Linked DNA regions of Homo sapiens: regions 1 and 2 are each linked to region 3. Evidence: chromatin loops called from intact Hi-C (ENCODE). Cell type or tissue: PC-9. All regions are shown on one strand. Each heading gives the region's core, and the rest is flanking DNA. Links, peaks and the distances in the headings are about the cores only. Region 1 has its middle 33 kb from the start of TPBG. Region 2 has its middle 190 kb from the start of UBE3D. Region 3 overlaps UBE3D (ubiquitin protein ligase E3D).

Region 1 (8,535 bases), core at 226-8,225, 720 kb before region 3:
TTGTACTAATTTACATCCCCACCAATAGTAGAAAAGCATTCCCTTTTCACTGCACCCACATTGATATCTATTGTTTTTTGTCTTCTTAGTAATGGCCATTCTGACTGGGGTAAAGTAGTATCTCATTGTGGCTTTAATTTGCATTTTCCTGATGACTAGTGTTGTTGAGCATTTGTTCATGTTTCTTGGCCATTTCTATATCTTCTTTCGAGAAATGTCTACACATGTCATTTATCCACTTTTTAAAGGATTTTTTTTCTTGTTAATTTGTTTCAGTTCCTTATAGATTCTAGAATTAGTTCTTTGTCAGATATATATAGTTTCTCAATATTTTCTCTCTGTAGGTTGTCTATATACTCTGTTGATAATATGGTGTTTCTTTTTAGGCAATAAACCAACACTTACTAGATCAACAATCTAGTGTGTTCTCATATTAATCATATTTTAGAAAGAAGAATATTCAAGAAAATGTCTATATTTTTTAAAAACAAAATTACAAAATAATGCATGTTAGTAAAGGAGCTTGTAAAAAAAATTCCCTATGTTTTGTGGAAAAAAATTTTGCCTAGTTTATTCTTCTAGATAATGTTTGATAATGTTTGTTAAATATATAAATGTGCCAAGAAATAGTCCTATTTCATCCACTATGCTTCTTGGAACCGCAGATTTGCAAGAAAACTTCAATAAGTACAGTGTAAAAAAGAGATATGTAGTCAAGTAAGTTTTCTAAACTCTGAGTTCAATGAAATCAAACAGTTTTTTTTACATCAAGACTTCTTAGAGCCTTAACTACAATATTCACAGTGAGTCTTTAAAGAGGGAATAATTATTAGTATTTTCCAAATTTATTGTACTACCAGTCCTATTTAAGCAGCACACTATTAACTCCTTACAAAACAAATTACATCAAGATATAGTTTGAAAATTTTTTTAATCAACAGCATGTTTTCTAATTCTGTTGAAAGACCTAATTTTCATCCTATGAAAGACCTAATTTTAATCCTGAAGGGTAATTGTAGTTCTTCCATTATCAATTCCATTCTAGATCCTGATCTCTTATGCTTACTCTCACTTGAAACCCTTAGGAATATCAGTTTGACCATCTTCCTTGAGGATGTAAATAATACAGGAGGAAATGAAAAGCTCATGTCAGAGAAATTTTAATATTAGAGTTATTGGGGAGAAGCAGGGATGAATAAAGGATAACAGTGGGATGGTGAGGCAAAAGCTAGGTCACCCCAAATAGTCCTGAGCTGAAGAGCTTGCTTATACCTTAGGATCAGGGTTAATTTTAAGGCAGAATCAGATAGATAAAGAGGTAACACCAAAGATAGTCATTAAGTCTCTCTCCTCCCTCTGTTCTCTCTCTAATCTTTAGTGTTTGCCAAACTTTCTCTCTGCACATATTAAACATTCAGATTTTGTGGCCAAGGCCTCAGACTGATGGAAGCAGAGTATGCGGAAAAGATGATTCTTAGGACTGGCAGGGTTAGAAAATACTGCCCACTAAGACACCACTGTGTGTGTGACTTGCCTTGCTATTTCTGATCCTGGCCCTCACATCCATAATTATTCTGCTGGAGAATTTGAACTCAACTTCTGTCATATGTGTTTGCTTAGCTTTGGATTCTGGTCACACAGTTTCTGAGCCCATTATCTCATCTTGGTTCTGGTTTTTCTCTCTCTACTTAATATTTCAGATTGGCATTAAACCGAGTGAATTCCCTTTCTGATTAATCTTGCCAGAGCAGCCCAGAAAAAAATGATCTCAATACCTTCTCCTAATATTTGAGGGAATTGGATGTTAAATAGATTCACAGTAACTGAAGAATAGTTGTGGAAGGGAATTTTTAAAAATAGTTAACACAGAATTCAAAAAGTACAAAAAAAGCAATAACTAAGAAGTATAATTCTTCTCTCCTGTTTCTGCCAGCTACAAAGTTCTCCTGCATGAAGGCCACTGGCATTTTATGAATTGTTCTGGAGATACTCTAATGAGTTTACAAACATTTGTGTAATATTTGTGTGTATATTTCTTTTACACAAACGTATCATGCCATCTACTCTGCTCTGCATGTTGTTGTTGTTTTACATAATTTATCTTAGAGATTGTTATAGATTGAATTGTATCCCCCCAAAAAGTATCTTGGAGTCCTAACCTCTAATACCTCAGAAAGTGACCTTATTGGAAATAAGTTTGTTGCAAATGTAATTAGTTAAGATGAGGTCATACTGGAGTAGGACGGGCCTTCAGTCCAATGTGACTAGTGTCCTTATAAGAAGAGACAGAGACATAGAGGAGGAATGCCATGTAACAACAGAGGTGGAGATTGGAGTCATGCAACTGCAGGCCAAGGAACCCCAAGGCTTGCTGGCAAATTACCAGAAGCTAGGAAGAGGCAAGGAAGGATTCTCACCTACAGGTTTCAGAGGGAGCATGGCACTACCAACACCGTGATTTGGGACTTCTGTTACAGTAGGTAGCTAGTCAGGCATGAGAAGGGCAGGAAAGGGCCCCCCACCACCATGAATGTCAGACAACCATCAGGTGATGATCAGGCAGTTGTTAACTGTCTCTCTAAAATAATAATTGGTTACAGCCAGTGCCAGGGAAAGGCAGTCTCCTTATGCATAGAAAAAACCTGAAACTGGTGATCAGCAGCTTCCTGGTATGTATCAGGAGTCGGGCAAGTAGGTTCAAGCATGCACATTAAGAGGCAAAATGGCGAAGTTTAACTGGTATATGACCTTCCAGGGACATGCCACCAGTAAGGGAAGAATGCCTCAAATGAGCATGTTCACCTCCCGACTGCTAGCAGACCACTGTGCATGAGGACAGCCCATCCCAAAGGAGGAATCAGGGAAGAAGGGACACAAAACTCCAGAAGCATGCCAATTTATAAAACCCCAAGTCAAAAGGTCAAAACACACACTTGTCTTTCAAGTCGCCCACTTGGCCCTCTTCCAAGTGTACTCTCTCTTTTGTTCCTGCTCTAAAGCTCTTTAATAAACTTTCACTCCTGCTCTAAAATGTGTCTTGGTCTCTCCTTCTGCCTTATGCCCCTCAGTCGAATTCTTTCTTCTGAGGAGGCAAAAATTGAGGTTGCAGCAGACCCATATGGATTCGCCACCAGTATCACTTCTAGCCTTCAGAACTGTAATACAATAAACTTCTATTATCTTAACCCACACAGTTTGTGGGATTTTGTTTCAGCAGCCTTAGGAAGTGAATACAGAGATCTTTCCATATTAATAGAGAAGTGTTTCATTCTATTTGACAGCTGCACAGTACTCTATTGTATGGTTGGGCCATAACTTATCTACTGGATAAAATAAGTTATGGACATTTATGTGATTTTTAAACTTTTGTCATTAAAAACAATGCAGAAAGTGAGCAAATTTGTACATGTGTCAATTCACATGAGTGAGACTATCTTGAGCTAAATACCTAGGGGTAGTGAATAATCAAATTGAAATAAGATGCTTTGCATGTGAACAAGTGAAGAATTATTGAGACTTGAGTAACCCTAAGTTTCCACAGAGGGTATAGTAAAATTGTGTGCCAGCCAATAATTATGCTAAGTAGGATGACTTTGTCTTGTCTCCTCTCCCATCCCTCCCCAAAATTGTTTGCCGGCTATGTAACCTTTTAGATAAGCCTCTGTTCTCTCCGGATCTCTGCTGCAGTTGAATTTCTAATGTTCTATTACCTAACATCTTAGGGTGGTTATAAGGATCAAATTTTTAAAAAGTTTGTGAAAGCAATTTCCCTACATAAAGACAGGGATTTGCTATTGTCTTTGGTGTAAAGCAATGTTTGATAACTTTATTATGCCTTTCATCCACATCCTATCCACAAACACTTGTTCTGGGTTATAGACCTGCTTCTCATATTTATGTTTACTATGTTTCACTACATAGTAATTTATTAGTCTTCTCCTTTATATTTGCCCACAACAGTATAGTATCTTTCCTACAAATGATACAACCTAATAAATATTTATTCAGTGTTGTTTTAGACTAAATGTTTCATCAGTGAAATTTTTTTATTTCCTAAAATGGCCTGAGCATTTACTTTAGAGTACAGTTTCCATGAACCACTTTTTCCCTCTTTCTTCTCTTTTCAGATTAGAATAACTGTTGGGAATACATTTTTAACCAATGGATTGAAAAAAATCAGTACAAGATCTATTTAATTGTCACAGCAAGTCCATGATGAGGGCTGCACAAAAGAAGGAGGTAATTTGTTTTCTTGGGTCATGAAGACTTTTCTTTTCTAGGCAGGGTTTAGAATTGGGACCCTGGTCACATGATTATTATTCTTAGTATCCTCAGCCCTCTAGCCTGCCAAGAATTGTCAGAGTTAAGAATATGCTGTTGTTTATATGATAAAATTGGTGAAGTGCTAGGAAGAGTTCTAAGTCTTCATACATCTCTCCTAGATCATTCCTAGGTACTTAAAATTCCTACCTTCAGAGTCAGTGCTTTTGTGAATTCTCTCCCACAAATGTAAATAGCCTGAAGGGATTTCATAATCAACCATTTTCAGTCATCAGCAACTCTGTGTGAATTGGCCCATTAGATTCTTTTCCTGCTGACAACGGATGGCCAGGAAGAAAGTGTGAATTCAACAGAGAAGTTTCACAGAAATGAGCTGTGCTCAGCCTTTGCCATAAGAGGGCAAAGTAAGTCCAGTGACATGCATTTCACTCAGTCTTCTTCTCTTTCTACTGACTGAGCCCGGAGCCTTTGAGGGAGGAAGTCCAGGGATTGGAGGGGTATAGAGATTGAGCTAAAAGGACCTTCTTCATTGGCCTGCAGGCTCAACTCTTAGGCAAAATCGTGAAGAAGTAGCTGTTACATTTTTCTAAACTTTCAGTTTGACAAGCATAAGGATTAATTTGGCAAAGCTCAAAATGATATCTGGCAGTCAAAATGGTTCATCACACCTCTTTAAAACATAATGTTGGGAGTGGCTGTTTTCTGAACCAAGTTACTTACTGAAAGTATTCTGTACTTTCCAGCCATTTTCCCTTTTTCTCATTTCTGTGGCCATTGTGGGGCTGCTGATCTCCATGTACTCTGGTAGGGGCTACTTTTTTTTAAAAGGAATCTTTCTTTTTTTTTTTTTATTGAGATAAAATATACATACACAATTTACTATTTTTACTTTTCTTTCTTTCTTTTTTTTTTTTTTTTAGACAGAGTTTCGCTCTTGTCGCCCTGGCTGGAGTGTGCAGTGGCGGGATCTCGGCTCACTGCAACCTCCGCCTCCCAGGTTCAAGTGATTCTCCTACCTCAGCTTCCCAAGTAGCTGGGATTGCAGGCACACACCACCACATGCAACTAATTTTTGTGTTTTTGGTAGAGATGGGGTTTCACCACGTTGGCCAGGATGGTCTCAATCTCTTGAAGTCGTGATCCGCCCACCTCGGCCTCCCAAAGTGCTGGGATTACAGGCGTGAGCCACCGCACCCGGCTTATCTTTACCATTTTTAAGTCTATAGTTCAGTGGTAATAAATACGTTTATATTCTTTTTCCCCCTTCTCCCTTCTTCTTCTCTATCCCCTCCCCTTTCCAGTCTCTGGTAACTGCCAGTCTACTTCCTATCTTCAGGAAATCCACTTTTTAAGCTTCCGCCTGTGAGTGAGAATGTGCTATATTTGTCTTTCTGTGCTTGGCTTATTTCACTTAACATAATGGCCTCCAGTTCTATTCATGTTGCTACAAATGACAAAATTTCATTCTTTCTTATGGCTGAATAATATTCCATGGTGTATACATACCACATTTTCTTTATCCATTCATCGTTGATGGGCACTTAAGTTGATTCCATATTTTGGCCATTGTGAATAGTGCTGCAATAAACATGAGGATGCAGATCTCCTTTGATATATTGATTTCCTTTCTTTTGGATATATACGCAGTAGTGACATTGCTGGATCATATGGTAATTCTATTTTTATTTTTTTGAGGAACCTCCATACTGTTCTCTATAAGTGGCTGTCCTAATTTGCATTCCAATCAGCAGTGGATTAGGATTCCCCTTTCTCCACATCCTCAGCAGCATCTATTATTACCTGTCTTTTTGATATAAGCTATTTTAATTGCAGGAAAAGGATATTTAACTTTGCTGAATATTTTAAGGCCAACAGGAATCAGTGTTTTCCATTGTACCCTACTGGTAGCTTGAGATTTGTCTGAAAGATTGACTGCCTGCCTTGTTCTCTCTCTCTCCCCACAAACCCCTCACCCCTCCACTGCCACACACACACATGCCTTTCTGATTCTCACATGACTAGAAAAACTGTTAGAAAGAGCTGATATCCCATCTAGGTAAACCTGCCTGGACTCTTGGCTACATTTTTCAAGAATTAGCTTTCATTTCACAAGCAATAAAAAATTATAAATTGAAAGCACCTCATGGAAGAAGCATTCACTTTTCTTGAGAACAGCCAACAAAGTGTAGGTGTTTTCATAAATTAGATTCACTCAAAGATGTTTCAATCCAAATATTACTCTGTTATTGATTTATTGAACTTGTCATATTATCTCGTTGTGAAATTTTTCCTTTACGAAAAAATTTTCTCTAAATAAAGAAGCCTCCTTTTTCAATAACAGTATTATTTTTATTAAGTTACTGACTCCTTCTTCTCTGCCTAAAAAACATGTTCAAGCCTCTCTCTACCACATATATATCTTTCCTTGGACACTGTTTTCTACTCAAGTGAATGCTTTATGTCTTTGCTTCCTTTCCTCATAGACTCCACGTCCTAACCTATCATTTTCTCATCAATCAACTATAATAATACCATTATATGTAATAGGCCATATTTGTTGAGTGAATAATGTGTACCAGGCACTGTGCAGCTTACATTTTTTCCAGGAATCAAATAAAGTAGGTATCATTAGTAGCTTTGTTTATACAGATGAAAACGCTGAGGCTTAAACAGTATGAGTAGTTTGCTCAGCAAGTCAGTGAGTAGGTGGCAACCACAGAAACTCCAGTTTTGTCCTATAGGTGACATCTAAGTCATTGCCATTATCCACAATGTATCTACCAACTTACTGTAACTCAATCACTGAATCTTGAAATACAAGGATCTATCTCTACTCTTCATCATATTCAATCTCCCAGCTTCAGTCACAATTGGGCATCTGGGACCTTCTTCCAGCTTTTATTTCCACAATATTATACTCTTTTGGTGTCTCTACATTTCTAACTATTCTTTCTGGCTTTGTTGAGTTAGCCTCTTAAATTGTCTCTTAAATGTTGGTATGATCTAAATTTCTTTTGCCCTCTGAATGTCTTCTCTGAGTGATTTCAGTGACTCCTATGGCCTCTACAATGATCTCAACTCTAATTCCAGGATCCCTTTCTCCTGAGCTCCAGATTTATCTCTACTTTTATAGGTACCACAACCTAGAAATATCCAAATCAACCTCATTATCTTTCATTCGAAGTCTATTTCTCTGCATTTCCTCCCTCATTCTACAATATATTTTATATAAACATACAAGCTAATAGATGGAGTAAGAGACGTTTTTTATGTCCCTTTTCCTTTCATTTCCACATTTAATCAGTCATCATGTCTTACGTTTTCTTTTCTTTTTTTTTTTTTTGAGACAGAGTTTCGCTTTTGTAGCCCAGGCTGGAGTGCAGTAGTGTGATCTTGGCTCACTGCAACCTCTGCCTCCCAGGTTCAAGCAATTCTCCTGCCTCAGCTTCAGAAGTAGCTGGGACTACAGGCATGTGCCACCACATATGGCTAGTTTTGTATTTTTAGTAGAAACGGGGTTTTGTCATGTTGGCCAGGCTGGTCTCGAACTCCTGACCTCAGGTGATACACCCACCTTGGCCTCCCAAAGTGCTGGGATTAAGTTGTGAGCCACCGTGCCCACCTGTGTTTTCTAATTTATAAATTTATCCATGCATCTTCATTATCACTTCTGCTGCTTTAGCTCAGACTCTCATCTTACCTCTTCCCTTCTGGGATCTAGTATTATGTACTGCATTTTATTGTACTCCCTATAACACCTAACACAATTTTGTATACAGAAACAGACCATCAGACATTTGTCAATTCAATAGATGAATATCTATATAACAGTTATGTTTTGTGAAGATCCTCTATCTTCTAATACTTACATGGTGTTTGCTATTTATGAGACATTATTCTAAATGCTTTAGCTATATTACCTAATTTAATCGTCACAATCTTCCAAAGTAGATGAAGTTATTATTCAGATTTTATAAATGGGGAGACAGTCATACAGAAGTGACCTTACTTGCCCAAATTTATGCTGCTAATAAATGGCAGTGCCAGCAGTGCTAGAATTAGACTGCAGGCAGTTTGACTTTAAATCCATGCTCTTAACCACTGCACTTCCTTGTGTTTCCTTTTGATCTACTTCTATGTATTACACTCAAGTTCTAATTAGTTTTTCCATTATAGCTATAAAAATATAGTAGATAACTAAATTCACAAACTTATAGATGTGAATCTGGAACTAAGTTCATTTCTCTGCCTCAT
Region 2 (8,535 bases), core at 272-8,271, 180 kb before region 3:
ATGATATAGATACTGCTGCCATGGATGATTTCAAGCTACAAACATGATGTCGCTGAACAGAATTGGAAAGAGATATCCAATCTCTCAGGTACAGCTTTCTGTACCTGGGGCCTGTGAATTGTAGCATACCATCAGCTCCTTACCATATTGGCTAATATGAAGTTGAAAAAAAAAGCATTAAAAAATTAAAATCCTCCCAGTTAGGATATGCTTTGGACAAGTACCCAGAGATATGATCTGGCTGTGTCCCCACCCAAATCTCATTTTGAACAATAGTTCTCATAATCCCTGTGACATGGGAGGGACCCAGTGGGAGGTAATTGAATCATGGGGGCAGTTACCACCATGCTGTTCTCATGATCCTGAGTGTGTTCCTATGAGATCTGACAGTTTTATAAGGGGCTTTCCCCACTCTTCGCTCAGCACTTCTCCTTGCTGCCACCATGTGAAGAAGGACAGAAGGACATGTTTGCTTCCCCTTCTGCCATGATTGTAGTTTCCCAAGTCCTCCCCAGCCAGGTGGAACTGTGAGTCAATTAAACCTCTTTACTTTATAAATTACCCAGTCTTCGGTATGGCCTTATTAGCAGCATGAGAACGGACTAACATACCTAGTAAACACACATTTGTTTTAAAAACTTTGAGTACTGTTTGGTGAATTAAATTAATTTTCACTCTTCCATAACAGTAGTTCTCAAACTGTGGTCCCCAGACCAGCAACATCAGCATCACCTGGGAATTTATGCAAATACAGATCCTTGAACCTACTCCAGACCTACTGAATCAAAAAACTTGGTGGTGATCAAGGGAGGTCAGCAATTGTTTTAACAGGCATCCAGTGATCCTGCATGCTCAAGTTAATGAATGACTACTCAGATGTAAAAATCTCTTTTCCATTTCAGCCCGCAAGGTAGAGCAAGTCTAACAAGGGAGAGTCCAAGGTCAATTTTAATGAAAAAAAAAGTGGGGAAAGTCAAAGTTCTGGCAAGTAAGTGTGTAATGTAGACTGCAGAGAAGAAAGGTCCTGGCCCAATTATTACTCACATCTGAGTCAGGAGAAGTGTGTGTAAAACCTACCTGAAGAAAAGCCCTCCAGACCAGAGAAGAAATTTGCTGACTTTTGGAGACTCATCCCAGAAACAATGCCTTAGTAGGTATCAGAAGAGAATGGACCCAGTTGGAAAGCTTCACTCCTTAGCATACGTAGCTAGGGGACCTCTGTGTTTTACATAAGTGAGTTAAAACACAGATTTTCTACCTAAACACCACCTGGAATAAATTTTTTCTGCCTACTTCAGTAGTTCACCTGTATTAGATTCTTCTGGTGGGCTTGTTACAACACAGATCGCTGACTTCCTTTCTCCTTGCCTCTCCAGCACCTGACAAAGATTCTCTGTTTCACCAAATTCCAGTCAGCCTCCTCTGAACTCTCTTCTCAATGAGACCCTGGCTTTTAAGCTTCTGTGTTTGTTTCTGCATTGTCCATGTTAGCAAGAATCCTACTAAATCAGTTTAACTAGAATTCTCCACCCTCCAGATACAATTACCCTGAATATCTGATCATCCACCATCGCCTAGGTGATGTCTGATCACCCTGGCCTGCCTTCTGCAAGAATCCTCTTAGGTCCCTTTAGCCAGAATTTCCCCTATTCGTGATGTTTCCTCAAGTAAGTTCCCATCCTCTGATCCCTTCCTGCTCCTTAGCTACTGTGATGGTTAATATTGAATGTCAACTTGATTGGATTGAAGGATACAAAGTATTGTTCCTGAGTGTATCTGTGAGGGTATTGCCAAAGGAGATAAACATTTGAGTCAATGAACTGAGAGATGCAGACCCACCCTTTATCTGGGTGAGCACCATCTAATCAGCTGCCAGCACCGCTAGAAGAAAAGCAGGCAGAGGAACGTGGAAGGACTAGACTGGCTGAGTCTTCTGGCCTCCATCTTTCTCCCATGCTAGATGCTTCCTGCCCTTGAACATTGGACTCCAAGTTCTTCAGCTTTTGGACTCTTGGACCTACATCAGTGGTTTTCCAGGGGCTCTCAGGCCTTCAGCCACAGACTGAAGGCTGCAGTGTCAGCTTCCCTACTTTTGAGGTTTTGGGACTTCCTTGCTCCTTTTTGCAGACGTCCCATTGTGGGACTTCACCTTGTGATTGTGTGAGTCAATACTCCTTAATAAACTCCTTTTCATATATACATCTATGCTATTAGTCCTGTCTCTCTAGAGAACCCTGACTAATACAGCTATAAATTCCCACTCATCCTTATTGTATTCGGAGTTGAGCCCAATCTCTCTCCTATTACAAAACCCTGTTGTAGTACCTTCCTTTGAATAATGTCTGTCTTACCATCTTTAACAAGGGTCATGGTACAGCTTTTCTCTAACACAGCCCACCAAGTTCCTAATTCAGTAGGGTGGGGTGGGGCCCAGGAATTAGCATTTATAACAAGTTCCCAGTGATGCTGCTACTGGTCTGGGAACCACACTCTGAGAATTACTGGCCCTAACTACGTTTTCTAAGTTCTGTATAGTGTTCTTGAGTTGTTAAGGAGCTGTTGGATTTTGCCTCGGGGGCTGTTCTGATGGGTGTTAGGTGAGGAGATGTGTACAGTGGAGCCAGCAACAGAAAAACTTTCATTTTGGCCGGACCATCACTGCAAAGCAGAGACGGAGTTTAATCAGAGCCATAATTGTTACACTGCTTAAGAATTCCAATTTTCTCTAGTGTATCTCATTTTACTGTGAAGAGATATTTACTGCAGAAAATTTTTGTAATTAAAGCATGTAAGTATAATCAATTTTGGCTTATGGGAATGCTTTTCTAGAAATCAAAATGTATACTGGCATCAATGTACAAATATTCCAGAAACCAACATTAAACAATTTATGAGGTATTCATTAATATTCTAATACATTATTTTCAGCATCTCATTCAGGAATGAGCTGAGGCTTTCTCTGTGAAGATTCAGTGTTCCTATTACTGAAATGTCCCAAATGTAACAGAGCAGTCAGTACAACCTGTCTTCCTCATTCTGCTCCTAACCACATAAATAACCAAATAGTATTCATTAAGTTTGCAAATGGCATCACACTGGGAGAAAAATTACCATGAAGGAGAGAAAAAAAAACCTTAAATACCACAGGACCTTGATAATTTGGAGCAAAGGAGAGAAAATATAACAAACATTATCAAAGTGGAGTACTTACATTTAAAGAGAAAATCCAAATTACAAAATAAAAGGAAGGTCATTATACGTGCAAATTTGCCTCTTATTTGTTCATCTATTCAGCAATTTATTATTGAGCACATATTATGTGCTCTGCTCTGGGGATAGAGTGGTGAACAAAACAGACATTGTTTCTCACTCGGGGAACTCACAGAACAAGGGGGGACAGGGGCCTTAAACAAGGAAATAAATAAAAAACTTCCAGTTGTGATAAGTGTTTTGAAGGGAAAAAGCAGAGTAATGTGGAAAAGAATAATTGATATGTGAGAGAAAGAACTATTCAGAGTAGAGTGGTTAGGGAAACCTCTCTGAGATATGAGCTGGAAAGCAATGAGAAGCAATCCGCTTTTGAAAGAAGACTGTTCCAGACAGAGAGGGCTGTCTAGACAGAGTGAATAGCCTGTGCTGAGTCCCTGGGCAAGAAAGGTCTTGGTGTTTTCCTGGAACTGAAAGGAGGCAGGTGTGGCTTCAGCGTAGTGGACAAGAGAGATTGAAGAAAGATATGAGGTGGTAGAGAGATGAGAGCAAGGAGAGAGAGACAGATGAGGCTGGAGAGAAGGTATTCAGGGTAAATATGGCTCACGAGCAGAGTAACATTTTCAAGCAGGAGTTGGCAAACATTTTCTGCAAAGGTCCTGTATTGGTCAGGGTTCTCTAGAGGGACAGAACCTAATAGTATAAATGTAATATATAAAGGGAAGTTTATTAAGTATTAATGTACGCAGTCACAAGATCCCACAATAGGTTGTCTGCAAGCTTGAGGAGCAAGGAGAGCCAGTCCAAGTCTCAAAACTGAAGAACTTGGAGTCCGATGTTCGAGGACAGGAAGCATCCAGCATGTGAGAAAGATGTAGGCTGGGAGACTAGGCCAGTCTCCCTCTTCATGTTTTTCTGCCTGCTTTATATTCGCTGGCAGCTGACTAGAGGGTGCCCACCAGATTAAGGGTGGGTCTGCCTTCCCCAGCCCACTGATTCAATTGTTAATCTCCTTTGGCAACACCCCCACAGACGCACACAGGATCAATACTTTGTATCCTTCAGTCCCATCAAGTTGACACTCAGTGATCACAGGGCCAGAGTTTAGGCTTTGCTGAGTCGTAAGGTCTCTGTCACAAGAGACCTTACTGAATTCTGCAGTTGCAGCACAAAAGTAGATACAGACAATACTTAAATGAATACAGGTAGCTGTGTTCTAATAACACTCAAATATTTACCAAAACAGGCAGTGGGTGGACTTGGCCTACAGGCCAAATTCTTTCAGTTGCCAACCCCTGAAAGAATAACATCGGGCACAATACTATCCTAGGAAACATAAGTAGGAGCAGGACACTCACCTTCCAGATGAGTCAGCATTAGTCAGACCATCACTGAATGAATGTCTTCCTTGGGCTCCACACTTAAATGGCATATGATAAAACTCTCGTAGGTTCTAAAATAGTGATGATTAAAGGTTTGGAAAACTGGCCAAGCAAAAAGTTTAAAGGAGCTGATGTATTCAACTTGATCAACAAAGAAGAGGTAATAAAATAGTTTTCACATGTTTTAAGTGTTATTTTGCTAAAGATTGTCCAACTGTTTATATGTTCACTGAGTGGAAAGACATGAGAATTGAAGGGAAGTGAAAAGCGAGACATGAGAAGGAAATGGAACTGGAAGAATATAATGACCTGACAAGGTAAACACCTGTAAACAATGGGCCCCACTGGCTCTCCTCTCTGCCTCCATGGCAGACTTTTCTGTCCAGGAGTAAAAGATTGTTTTAATCAATGTGGGTTAATATACCTCATTTTAAAGGAACACCATAGTGTATAATTTTATCAAGCAAATAGTTGCCCATAATTAGTCATCTTTAAAACATCACATTTTCCTTTTTTTTTCCAAAAAAAAAAAAAGCCATATTATATTGATCAATTACTATAAGCCAAGTGTGCTGGGCATTTGACATGCATCATCTTGTTTACTCTTCACAATACTCCTAGGAAGTCAATACTATCCCCATCCTCATTTTACTAAAAATGAAGTCAATGCTATTCTTATCTTCATTTCACAGAAAACTTAGACTAATGTTACTAAGTAATTTGTCCAATGGCAACTAGCTAATAAATGGTAGACCCAATTAATTTTATTTTTTAGTGAGGCATAGTAAATGAGGAACAGCTGTATTTACACTTCTTTTTAAAATAGCACTGAGTAATATTTATCATAAGATCTCTACTTTTTAAATCAAGAAGGACAAAAATTAGAATGCACTTTTGACTAAAGCCAACCTAGCTTATCCACAGCTCTATAAACAATAATTTCTACTTATTGTCTACCTGTGTTTTGTGAAGAGGCTCAAATCTTTGAAAACTCTATAGATTCATTTTTCTAAGCTCTCTTAGTGTCTTTTGCAGTATTTAGAGTTTTACATGTCTTTAAAAAGAGGAAGCCTGGTTATTTTATCATTTCTTTGATAGTTCTGATATCCAAAGTATTTGCAGGTCTGTTTTTGCTGTCTTTTATTCTGTTGGTTCCTACTCTTGGGTTGTTATAAGCTGCTCATTTTTTTTCAGAAAATTTACTGTGAGACTTCTTCGAGGCCTAGGATAAAGGCATATTCCTCCAGAGAGGACTGGAATTTACTTCTGCCAAGTGCTAGAAGGCACTACCACTTCAAAGCCAATTTAAACAACATTTACAACCTGTGGTTTTATTGGACTGCAAATCTGGGAGGCTAGGTTGCAAATCTGTGTCAAGATTAGCTTGTGGTAATATCTCAGGGATAGCTTTCCCTCTTTCTGTCACTGCTTGGTGCCAAGGTAAACATCCTTGCACTCTCTTGGAGGAGGGTATGAGGTGAATTCTTTTCTGACTTACCCTTATAGTTTGAGGTAGTAGCATTATGAGCAGATGGGTCTTCTATTAACCAAGAGCCATCTGCCCTTTGCTCTTGGCTCCTGGGAGAGGATCTCTAAGCCCTTGGAATGTACTGCCCAATATGAATGCCATTGTGTACCTGAGAGCCTGGTCCACACCAATAGCCTAATGATGTGATTTTGAGTTGGGGCTGTGAGTCACATGGTATCAGCTCGAGCTCTAGAAGGGCTGGAAACTAAAGGTCAGTTTTAAGGCGGGCAGCCAGGTCTAAGCAACTGAGCCCCAGTAAAAACTGGAAGCCATGGCTCAGTTGAGCATCCCTGGTTGACAACACTCTGTGCACATTTTCTCACATCCTTGCTGGGAGAAGTTGGCACTGTCCATGACTTGGCTGGGAGGGGCCAATGGAAGCTCCATATGTGGATTCTGCCCCGTGTGTCTCTGGCCTTGGCAGATTTTAATCTGTATCCTTCTGCTATAATAAATCACAGCTGTGAGTATAAAAGCTTTCAGTGAGTTATGTGAATCCTTCTAGCAAGGTTTCAAGTTTGTGGCTATCTTGGGGACCCCAAACTTGTAATTGGTGTCAGAAGTGAGGGTGGTCTTGGGGACTCCCCTACCTCTGCAGTTGTTTTCAGTAGAAAGTGGTTGCTTCAGTGGAAAGGTGGTCTGATTACCCAGCCAGCCACATAGAAATGGAAGAGTCTGTAGTAATTAGGAGATGCAACATTTTCCTGCCTTTAGCCTGTGTTGCATATCTGTTTCACCTAAGTTGAGCAGTATGACTGAACTAATTTTAATTGAAATGTCAGAACAGGCTTTTATGAAATTCAGATGTAGTCAAATGTTGACTAGATAGTTTCTCAATAAAACAAATTTTATCATACGTGTATGCATCTATATATAAATGTAACATATACATTTATGGCTACATGTGTGTGAATATACCTAACAAAATAGCACTGGATTGAGAGTCAACAGATGTGAATTACACATATAGTTCTGATCCTGCCACTTCCTAGCAATGTCAACTTTGGTGATTCACTTAAATTTTTTGAGTCTACCTCCTCATAAACCCAGTCACCTAGGTCAGGGGTTCTCAGTGGGGATGATTTTGCCTACTAGGGGCCATGTTGGAAATTGATGGGACTACTTTTGGTTGTCGTAATATTTGAGAGTGCCATTGGCATTTGGGAGAAGCCAGGGATTCTAAATTTTCCACAATGCACAGCACAGCACTGCCCATCAAAGAATTGTTCCACATCCCTCACAAATATTGGATGTTTTGTCAGACATTCCTATAGGTGAGACAGGTTTTTATAATTATCTGAGCCCAGAATCTAATTTCGTTTTATGCAGAAAAACAAAGTATGTTTTTGCATGATTTTAATACACATGGAATTTTCCAGATTTACAGCTACCATGTATTGAGGGGAGATTTCACTTTGTTTGGATTGGCACTTTCCCTGGGATGCCGCCAGAGTGAGTCACTGAGACCACCCACTTGTGTGAGTCTGCACGTGCAGCTGCACATGTGTGGTGTAGGCATAGACTGCTCCCCAGGTCTTCCAGTGTGGTCCTAAACTGAGCATTTCCATATTAAAGTGGAGAGTATTTATTATAAATTACTTTCATTTCTCCTCTGTGTTGTAGCTAGTGCATTATGTGTGCCTGTAGGTTATAATATCTGTGGAATTAATTTCAAAAGAAATTAAACTTATTCCTCCCATCTAACTGAGGCTTTGTCCCCTTTGACTATCATCAGTTTGATTTTTTTTAGATCAATACTACAATATGGTGAATATGGCTAATAATTGAGTACTGTATAGTTCTTTTTTCTTTTTTTTTGAGATGGAGTTGCACTCTGATGCCTAGGCTAGAGTGCAGTGGTGTGATCTCGGCTCACTGCAACCTCTGCCTCCTAGGTTCAAGCGATTTTCCTGCCTCAGTCTCCCAAGTAGCTGGGATTACATGCATGTGCCACCATGCCTGGCTAATAAATTTCGTACTTTTAGTAGAGACAGGGTTTCATCATGTTGGCCAGCTGGCCTCAAATTCCTGAGCTCAATTGATCTGTCCATCTTGGCCTCCCAAAGTGCAGGGATTGCAAGCGTGAGCCACCATGCCTGGCTAATTTTTGTATTTTTAGTAGAGAGGAGGGTTCGCCATGTTGACCAGGCTGGTCTTGAACTCCTGACCTCATGTGATCTGCCCACCTCGGCCTCCCAAAGTCCTAGGATTACAGGCATGAGCCACCACACGTGGCCCAGTACTGTATATTTTAATATCACTAAAACAATAAATTTCAAATGTTCTTATCACAAAAAAAGTGAGCTGAGATGATGGATATATTATTTCACTTGATTTAATTATGGCACATTATATTAAAAAATGACATCACTTTGTACCCTATAAATATATACAATTTGTCAATATATAATTTAAAAA
Region 3 (8,535 bases), core at 383-8,382:
TGAGGAAACTGGACCCCAGGAAATTAATGTAACATGTTCCCAGATAATAAGACTAGCCAGTAAGCAGATCTTAACTCTGTTCCCCTGCTCCTACAGAGGTGCTCCCAATACAGATAAATCAACATATTCCAAGGTACCTTCCTGGGAAATATGTTTACAATTAGTTGATTTGGGGCACATACATGCTCTTTTGAAAACCTTTGGTCTTGTTTTCTATTTAATGAGCACAAAGTTGTCCTTACCACTCACATAAAACAGATAACTGCGGGAGAAATAAGAAGAACACTGGGTTTGACATTAATGGTCAACATGAAATCCATGTGCAGTTACTTAAGGAAGCGTCTTTTTCCATACAACTCAGTCACAGGGCATGCTACCTAAGAGTTACAGGTAAGCAAAGCCTTGAGTCATTTACTAAGGATTTCTCTGCATTACTGAAGAGGCATGCATATGCCAGGCACACAGGTGTGACATGAAAAGGTTTTTGGGTAAGCCTTGCTTAAATGAGGCAAAGGCTAAGTCAAGTCCACTGTTTCTCAGAGAGAAAAAGAGAAAGGGAATTCATTTCCTCGGCACCTGCAGAGTATGTGAATCACAGTCTTGAAACAAAAAGGTTTGAAACACTAAACTAGATAATTTGCTAGTTTGCTAATAAGAGCAATCTGGAAAAGGGGGTAGAAAGTCTATAAAACCAATTTAAAAGACCTTGTCGAGCATTAACTATTACATATGTTACATCCTTTAACTCTCTTGACAAGTTTGGAAAATAGGCCTTATTAGAAGGCTGTATTAGAAGAACCTGAGGTAGTACAAACACAACTTCCCAGCTACTAAGTCAAGAAGCTGGATTTCAAACCCAGGTCCCCATTCTCCTGCTCCTGCCTCCAGGGCCTGCCGATGGTCAGGGTTAGGGAGAGTGAGTGCTGCCCTTTTAGTTCTCAGTTCCATGACTGTAAAAGGGACTGACACAGAAGATACAGTTCCTGAACAGAAAAAATGGGGGCAACAGATAAAAGATTTTTCATATTATCATCCTGTTCCAATGAAACACAAATAACAGCCAATAATGAACCAGCATATCCTTTACTGTAAGCAGAACCCGGAAATACTGTTACACTGATTTAACATGTTCCAACTGTAACTTCTAGGAATCCCTATTGTTGTCTAGGAATGCATGTTTCAGAAACTTCTTCTGAGAATTCAACCAACGCCTAAAATAGATTGAGAGAAGGAAAACACTCTTGGTTCAACTACAATGTAAACTGAGATCCCCTGAACCTTTCAGGATAAAGTGGGCCTGTCACCGAGTACATGCAATAACTTCAACCCTTAGGTAATTCAAGCAAAGATGAGGTTCCCTCCTCTGCAAATTTAAAGTCACCTCATTTCTTACTCAAGACAGTCACTCTGAGGATCCTCCATTTGTAACCTCTCACTTATGCCAGAGTAACTCTGTGCCATCTCATCTACCTGGGACACTGACAGAAATCAGGAAGCAAGCAAGAGAGGTTGGTAGAAGGCCAAAACAAACATGTCAACGTTTATTCAATTCAACCCAGCAAAAATTGATTGAGAGCATACTATTTATGAGGGACAGTGCCTGATGCTGAGGAGGATGATGATGATGATAAGAACAGTAATTATAGCAGTAGCTAATACATACTGAATGCTTGCCACGTGCCAGGCACTGTCATAAACACTTAAACTCACTCCATTCTCCTAGCAACCATATGAGGTAGGTCCTACTGTTAGCCACATTTTTGCAATAAAAGAATTGAGGCACAGAATGGTTAAGTAACTTGCCCAGAGTCACACTGCTAGTAAATGGCAGGTGCAAACCTAGCTGCTCTGGCTTCTGAGTCTGTACTACTAGACAGACTCAGAAGGGACTACCCTGTACTGCACTCTCAAAAGAGTAGGGATAAAGGATACAGGGGACAACAAGATTATCTGCACTCCGAGAGCCTACAGTTTAATTGTGAAGACAGGCAAATAAACCTTAGACGAACACCTAAACCAACCCAGGGTTGAGAGAAGGCTCATAACAGTACCTGTCCCGTCAGCTGAATTCTGAAGTTCAGGTAGGAGCCAACGAGGGGGAGACAGAGTGTGGGGTGCATTCCTCCAGGAAAGGAAGTCACTTTCATAAGGCCCCAGGGTGAAAAAATATCATGAAAAGGCTGTGGGGCTGCACATTGATCACCAGAGCTGTGTACAGAATGCCAGTCAATAATGGCATGTTTTTTTGGGGGAGGAGGAATAGGTTGGGGAAAGAGATATGAAATGTGAGGGTGGAGAGGTAAATAGAGGTAAACTCATAAAGGTCCTAATGTAGCATGTTTCTGGAATTTATATTGGAGAAATGGGGGGCCATGGAGGGGTTTGACCAGCAGAGCCTGATGCATTTGAGAACAATTACTTAGCTGTGCTAAAATAGATCAGATGAGAGGACAAAACTACAGGGAGGCTCAATGGATGAGGAGTTGGCAACAAGTGTAATTAGGTGAACAAACAGTAGCCTCAACTAAGGTAGAGGCACTGGGATGGAGGAAAGTGGACTTATGTAAGACATGCTATGAAGAAAGTAGCAAAAGAACTTGGCAACTGATATGGGGGGAACCCCTTAGAGCAAGCTGACCCACGTTAGAGCATATGGCCCAAAGGCTTTGAATGTGGCCCAACACAAATACGTAAACTTTCTTAAGACATGAGATTTTTTTGGCAATTTTTTAAAAACTCATCAGCAATTGTTAGTGTTAGTGTATTTTATGTGTAGCCCAAGACAGCCGAAGGCTTGGACTCCCCTGCCTCCAGAGGGAGGAACTTCTGGCAACACCAGGTTTCTACCTTGAGGACACAGGTAGAAGTACAGCATTACTGAGATAAGGAACACTGGAAGAGAAGCAGGTTTCAGACAGGAAGGATCCGTTCACTTATAAGTCTTAGGAACATGGCTCAGGAAACCCATCTAATAAAGAACTCTAAATTCTTTAAATAGTATTAACAATAATTAGGATTTAATCTGTCTCTCCAGCTGATGAATGACTCGTGGCTGAAATTTTAGGAGGAAGGGTTTGTGCCCAAGAAACAAGAAGGCTGACATGAGGGACAAAAGAAAAAGAAATTAAAAAGCCTTAGGGACTGTAAAAAAACCCAAAAACAACAACAACAACGAAAAAACCAACAAAGAGTCCTTCCCATCTCAACAGGGCAATCACAGCACATGGCAAGAATAAATGACAAAATTAACCTAATCATTGACAAAAGGTTAATTTGTGCTCTGTATGCTCTGTTTTAATAAGCAGGAGAAATAGGAAATGGATTTTAGAAAGGCACTGATAAAAACAGTTCAAATAAAAAGTTTTTGTGCAAAAGCTTGTTATGTGGAAAAAATCACTGAATGTGGAAAATGTCACTCAGCATCGTGTTGGATGAAATGTGACAGGTCCCATGTTTCTTTTCAGGAGGGAGGTGCTTCAGTGATCAGCACAGGTTTTCGGCCAAGATAAGCACTCCTCTCTCAAAGCCAGCATCCTAGTGCTCCCCTTTATGTCCCTAAGAGCTAATCACTCTGCGATTGCTAGCAAGTTTTGTGGCTAATTTTGTTCAAAGTGACATTAAGCTGGCTCTCACTTTAAGGCCATATACTACTCCATTGGCAATTACTTGAAAAATTCTGATAGAAAAAGAGATAACCATTGCCAGGCACAGAATTAATCAGTGTTAAATATATTCCTTACCTGTCTTTTATTATGACTTCACCGCAGGATTGGCAATAAAACGTGCAACATTCTTGGGTTTGCGAGCTTTGATTAAACATTGAAATCAGTTCTAAAGGAAGTCAATGAAATAGCTAATCTTAGAGATTGAAACAAATATATTAACATACTTAAACAGTTCAATAGCCACGATAAATTACCATCCATAAACAGTTTATGATCCACCCAGAAGTACACATTTAATTAATACTATCTGATGACTCAAGCAGAAGCAAATATTGTGAAGTGTTTTTGAAAACAACAGATTTTGCTAAGTGTTCCAGAGACAGGTACTGCTCTAGATTACGCATGTAGCATTTGTTAGTTCTCTCATTCTAAAAATACCAACATTAAGGATGAGTGAAAAAGAACTATTTCCTTCTCATCAAGCTAACTACACAGATCTCCAACATTCTCAGCTTCCCTCTGCTGTGTCTCACAATAGTGTTTCATCAGTGTGAACAAATAGAGCTCTTAAATTTGAGTTTAATTTTTTTTTTTTTTGAGATGGAGTCTTGTTCTGTCACCCAGGCTGGAGTGCAGTGGCGCAACCTGGGCTCACTGCAATCTCTGCCTCCTGGGTTCAAGCAATTCTCTGCCTCAGCCTCCCGCGTAGCTGGGATTACAGGCGCCCATCACCATGCCTGGCTAATTTTTGTATTTTTAGTAGAGACGGGGTTTCACCATCTTGGCCAGTCTGGTCTTGCATTCCTGACCTCGTAATCCCCTTGCCTCGGCCTCCCAAAGTGCTGGGATTACAGGCGTGAGCCACCGTGCCCAGCCAACTTTGAGTTTAATTTTATTTAAATAAGGTTTATGTCCAGTCTAGCATATAACCATATGAACAAACAAAGATCTCAAACTAATGTTTATTGGACACCTCCCTGGGAATGAAATGGCTCCAAAAAGAGTCCAGTTTTCCCAGATCAAAAATCAATTTCTAATGAAAGCTATGGTAAAACGTTGAAAGCTGTGGGGAAAAATGTATATTTCTCACACTATGGGAAAGAGCAGCATAAGGCCGCATGTTCCCTTAGTTTCTATTATTTCTTTTATGAAATAAGGAAACTTTCATTTAAAAGAATGAACTAAAATATGTCTATAAAAATCTAATTAAAGAAATGAGGTCATATCCATCAGAATCAAGCAATGTGGATTTGGTTTGTGTTTTTCTGTATGTATTTTAAGATTTTAAAAAACTGATGCTAGAAGGTTTACGCCTTGGCAATTAAAAATCTTAACAGTTTTTAAGGGGTGGCCAGAAATCCCTATAGCACTAAGGTGCAATAAACAGTATTATTCTTTAACTTTGAGCAGATTAAAAGGAGACCTAGGAATCCAAAATATTTTTTCCAGACCCACAAACAAATTTTCAGTGAAACACTACCCTCTGCTGGCCACCCAGCATGATGCACTGGGTCGGGTTTAAAATTCAGTTTCTGATATAGAGGAATCCTGGGAGAGCGTTGCTGCGGGGGATCAATCTAATGCGTGTGCTCTAATAGATCCTACTGTAGCTAGTTCCACACCGAGGGTCACAGTTTGACACTCAAAATAGCAGTATACCAGTATGATGTTTACTATAGTTGTCCTTAAAAGGGTGTTCTTAGCATTGAAAAGTCATCTTTTTAAAAAACCCTGAAACACAAACTGAAGGCTAAAACTTTCAAGTCACTTCCTACAAAACAGTTTGATTCAAGTTCACACCAGTACATATCTATTCATATTTATTCATTCCACAAATATTTATACACCATCTATTATATGGAAAGCACTCAGGCAATTAAGTGCTGAGGAATCTGTTTTGCATACTCTTTCATGCACTATGGAACAGGACTTTGATAATTTTCCTTTTCAGATATTTGAGCAAAATATATTAAAAGTGTAAAGAAATAGGAGACCAGTGAACACAAACAATATGCAAATCAGCACATAGCAGTCAATTTATTTTGTCCTATAGTTTAAACAATGTTTGCAGATTTAAATTTTTAAAAATAATTCCAGTTTTGATATTTGTATATTCAGTTACAGAATACAGAATATGGATGGGCAAAAACCCAATACTATGTCCCTGGTGGTCTCTATTCCTCCATCTCTAAAATCACAATCCCAGAAAACACTCCACTGTGGCTTTCATGCTTGCCTTTCCCAAATCTCAGAACCCAACACAAAATTCCTGCTGTGGTTACTCTTGTGAAAGAGGTAACTGTTGTGAAGGAGAAGGTGATGACAACACAACATCCAGCCTCCCATGGCCTCTTCCCTGAAACAACACTTTCTCTGCCCATTATTAGGTGCAATCAGGGAGTCTACTTCCCAGCTCGGTGACCCTAACCTTCTTGCTATGGTTATTCCAACAGTCATTCCTAGTATTTATCCTACAACATTTAAGTGCCATGACATCTCTTTTCCCTACCCTTTGTTCCTAAAACTAACCCTGCCCAACTCAAACTAGTTATTCACTAACCCAGGACTTGAGCAAAAATTGCTCTCCAGTAAAAAAGAAATGAAACCCTCTCTATCTTCTCTTTCCTCACAAAAGCCAAGAGCACAGACTCAGGGGAATACTCAACATCTCCTAAATGGCTCTTCCAAACACTCCTCCTGACCCCATCTCCAGGATCCACACAGCGCAGATGAAAGGTTTATTACAGATGAGGCAGCAGCGAAGTGTCAGTGTGCAGCTGAAAGAATTACAATCTTTCTCTGATAATAAACATCACATAAGTCTTTTACAGCCTATTTCCCCCTTTGACATAATTTTAATCCCCCAAAGCATATATTACGTACATTGTAATAGATGTAATGAACCAATAATTTTATACAATAAATAACCCTGAGGTCTTAGAAAAAGCAAATTTTCCACTGCCTTACCGAATCATTATACCAGTTACAAAATGTTGTAAATATAACAGGCATAGTAAAAGTTAAAATCAAATTAAGTATCAAACTCAACTGTAGGACCTTTTGTGTACTGTTTTCTCTATTTGGAACAGTCCCCACATGGATAGGATTTCCTTATTCAGGACTCAGGTCAAACATTACCTCCTCAGAGTGGCCTTCACTGATCATCCTTCAGCCAACCCTAGTCACTCCCTATCCCATTATTCTGTTTTATATTATCATAACACTTTTCTTAATATTTAAATTGTTTGCTCATTATCTGCTCCCACCAATTAGAATGTAAGCTCCATGAGAGCAGACACCTCCCCTACCTTGTTCACTCTGTATCCCCAGAACCTAGATTGATGCCTAGCACATAGCACAAACCAAAATATTTGTTGAATGAATAAATTTCCATGTAATGCTTTAAAATCAATCAGGTCTTATACAACTGCCATCTGATTTAATCTTCCCATCTGTGAGCCAGAAAATTTTACAATTAAAGAAACAAGGCAGTGGGTAAATGGGAAATCTCTATACTTTCTGCTCAATTTTGCTGTGGGTGGAAAAGAAAGAAGGAAGGGAGGGAGGGAAGAAGCCTCAGAAAGGTTAAGTAACATGTTCAATTGCATACAGCCAATAACTGGCAGAGCTGACAAAGACCCTAGAGCTTCTCAACCCCTTCACCTGGGAAAAGTTCAACTTATCAAAGGAAAAATCACCTTTGGTTTATAACAAAAAGGTAAATACAGCAGCAGAAGTGCTAATATTACTCACTTGTGCCTAATTTTGCTTGCGTCTGCAGTCGCAGGTGCAGTCCATCTCCAACAACAAACTGTAGCCCACGGCAAGAGGAAGGTACAAGCCTGACCTCTGCTGGAAGCTGGATTTCTGTGCAGCCTTCAGGGGTTTTCATCTGGAGTGAAGATGGCATTATGGAAATATTCATGGGCATACCTCCTTCTTTCGGTTCTCTGGTAATTAAAAACAAAACCCAAACAAATTATTTCTCACAATGAAAACCACATGATGAAAGAAACAAAAATGGCCAAGGATCTCTTTCTTCCTCTTCAATAGGAGCTCTAAAGTCACTGCCCCAGAAAAACAGCAGCAAGCAGATCATAAAGGAAAGCAACCTACACTAGATTTAGATCTGATCAGAGTGCCCTTCACCATCACCATAATATGCAAGTCCTGGGACAGATTTTTGGTTCTTCCTTCTGAGAAGAGCACTAAAATAATGTTTTATAGTAAATCAGAGCAAAGTACTGTTATTTCATATACAAGATTTTAATAAAGAGACCAAGATTCAGTGAAACAATGATACAAGACAAAAACCTGTCAATTTTAAGAATAAAAAGAATTAATGAAGAAAACGATACAGTGATGTATGAATATCAGGTGTGAAAGGACTTACTAATCCAATTCAGAGCAAACACAAATTACTCAGTATAGGCAATAAAGAGTAAAACACAGTCCCTGTCAAAAGCCCCCAGGCATCAAAAGTATAGAGGGGATAAAGGCATCTATGGAAATGACCCTCCTCTGAAACTGCAATACGCTTAGCAATGCAACAGAGGTACAAAGTACCATGGCTCCCTCTTAAGTGCAGACAGCAGGTCATCCACATGGTGTCAACTAAGTGCAGACAGCAAGCCATTTGCTTGAGTGTCATCTGAGTACAGAGGGTAGACCATGTGCTCAGGTGTGGATCTTGGTTAGGCCTTAGAAATCTGCCTTAGAAAATCTTATAGCTACTTTCTGGCTAGTTCCTTTTCAAAGCATATGGATCTGCACTTAGTTAGCAATACAGAATATTAAGCATCTGAGTTTTTTGCAGGGATGACAGTTTCAAACCTGAGTCAAAAGTTCAATTTCAAGAAATGGTGTTTAA

Evidence for each region. Peaks named below come from ENCODE experiments on the same cell type or tissue, not always from the same donor. Only the 100,000 strongest peaks of a DNase experiment are listed, where the experiment ranks them.
Region 1: it touches region 3 in a loop (12-fold over the local background); 8 of 110 quality-filtered maps call a loop at or near these places.
Region 2: it touches region 3 in a loop (8-fold over the local background); 3 of 110 quality-filtered maps call a loop at or near these places.

Annotation. Positions count from the first base shown.
Region 1 is chr6:82,326,994-82,335,528 of GRCh38, forward strand. No RefSeq gene overlaps it. Among named protein-coding and RNA genes, the nearest start is that of TPBG, 33 kb to the right of the region's middle. In PC-9, for the core only: no CTCF peak of the experiment used is centred there; a DNase peak (open chromatin) is centred at 4,538; H3K27ac peaks cover 1,347 bases.
Region 2 is chr6:82,871,430-82,879,964 of GRCh38, forward strand. No RefSeq gene overlaps it. Among named protein-coding and RNA genes, the nearest start is that of UBE3D, 190 kb to the right of the region's middle. In PC-9, for the core only: no CTCF peak of the experiment used is centred there; a DNase peak (open chromatin) is centred at 4,522; H3K27ac peaks cover 2,060 bases.
Region 3 is chr6:83,050,408-83,058,942 of GRCh38, forward strand. UBE3D (ubiquitin protein ligase E3D) reads right to left here. Exons shown (of 10, transcript NM_198920.3): 2 at 7,419-7,615; 3 at 3,741-3,831. Among named protein-coding and RNA genes, the nearest start is that of UBE3D, 11 kb to the right of the region's middle. In PC-9, for the core only: CTCF peaks have their summits at 5,158 (motif pointing left), 5,357 and 7,544 (motif pointing left); no DNase peak of the experiment used is centred there.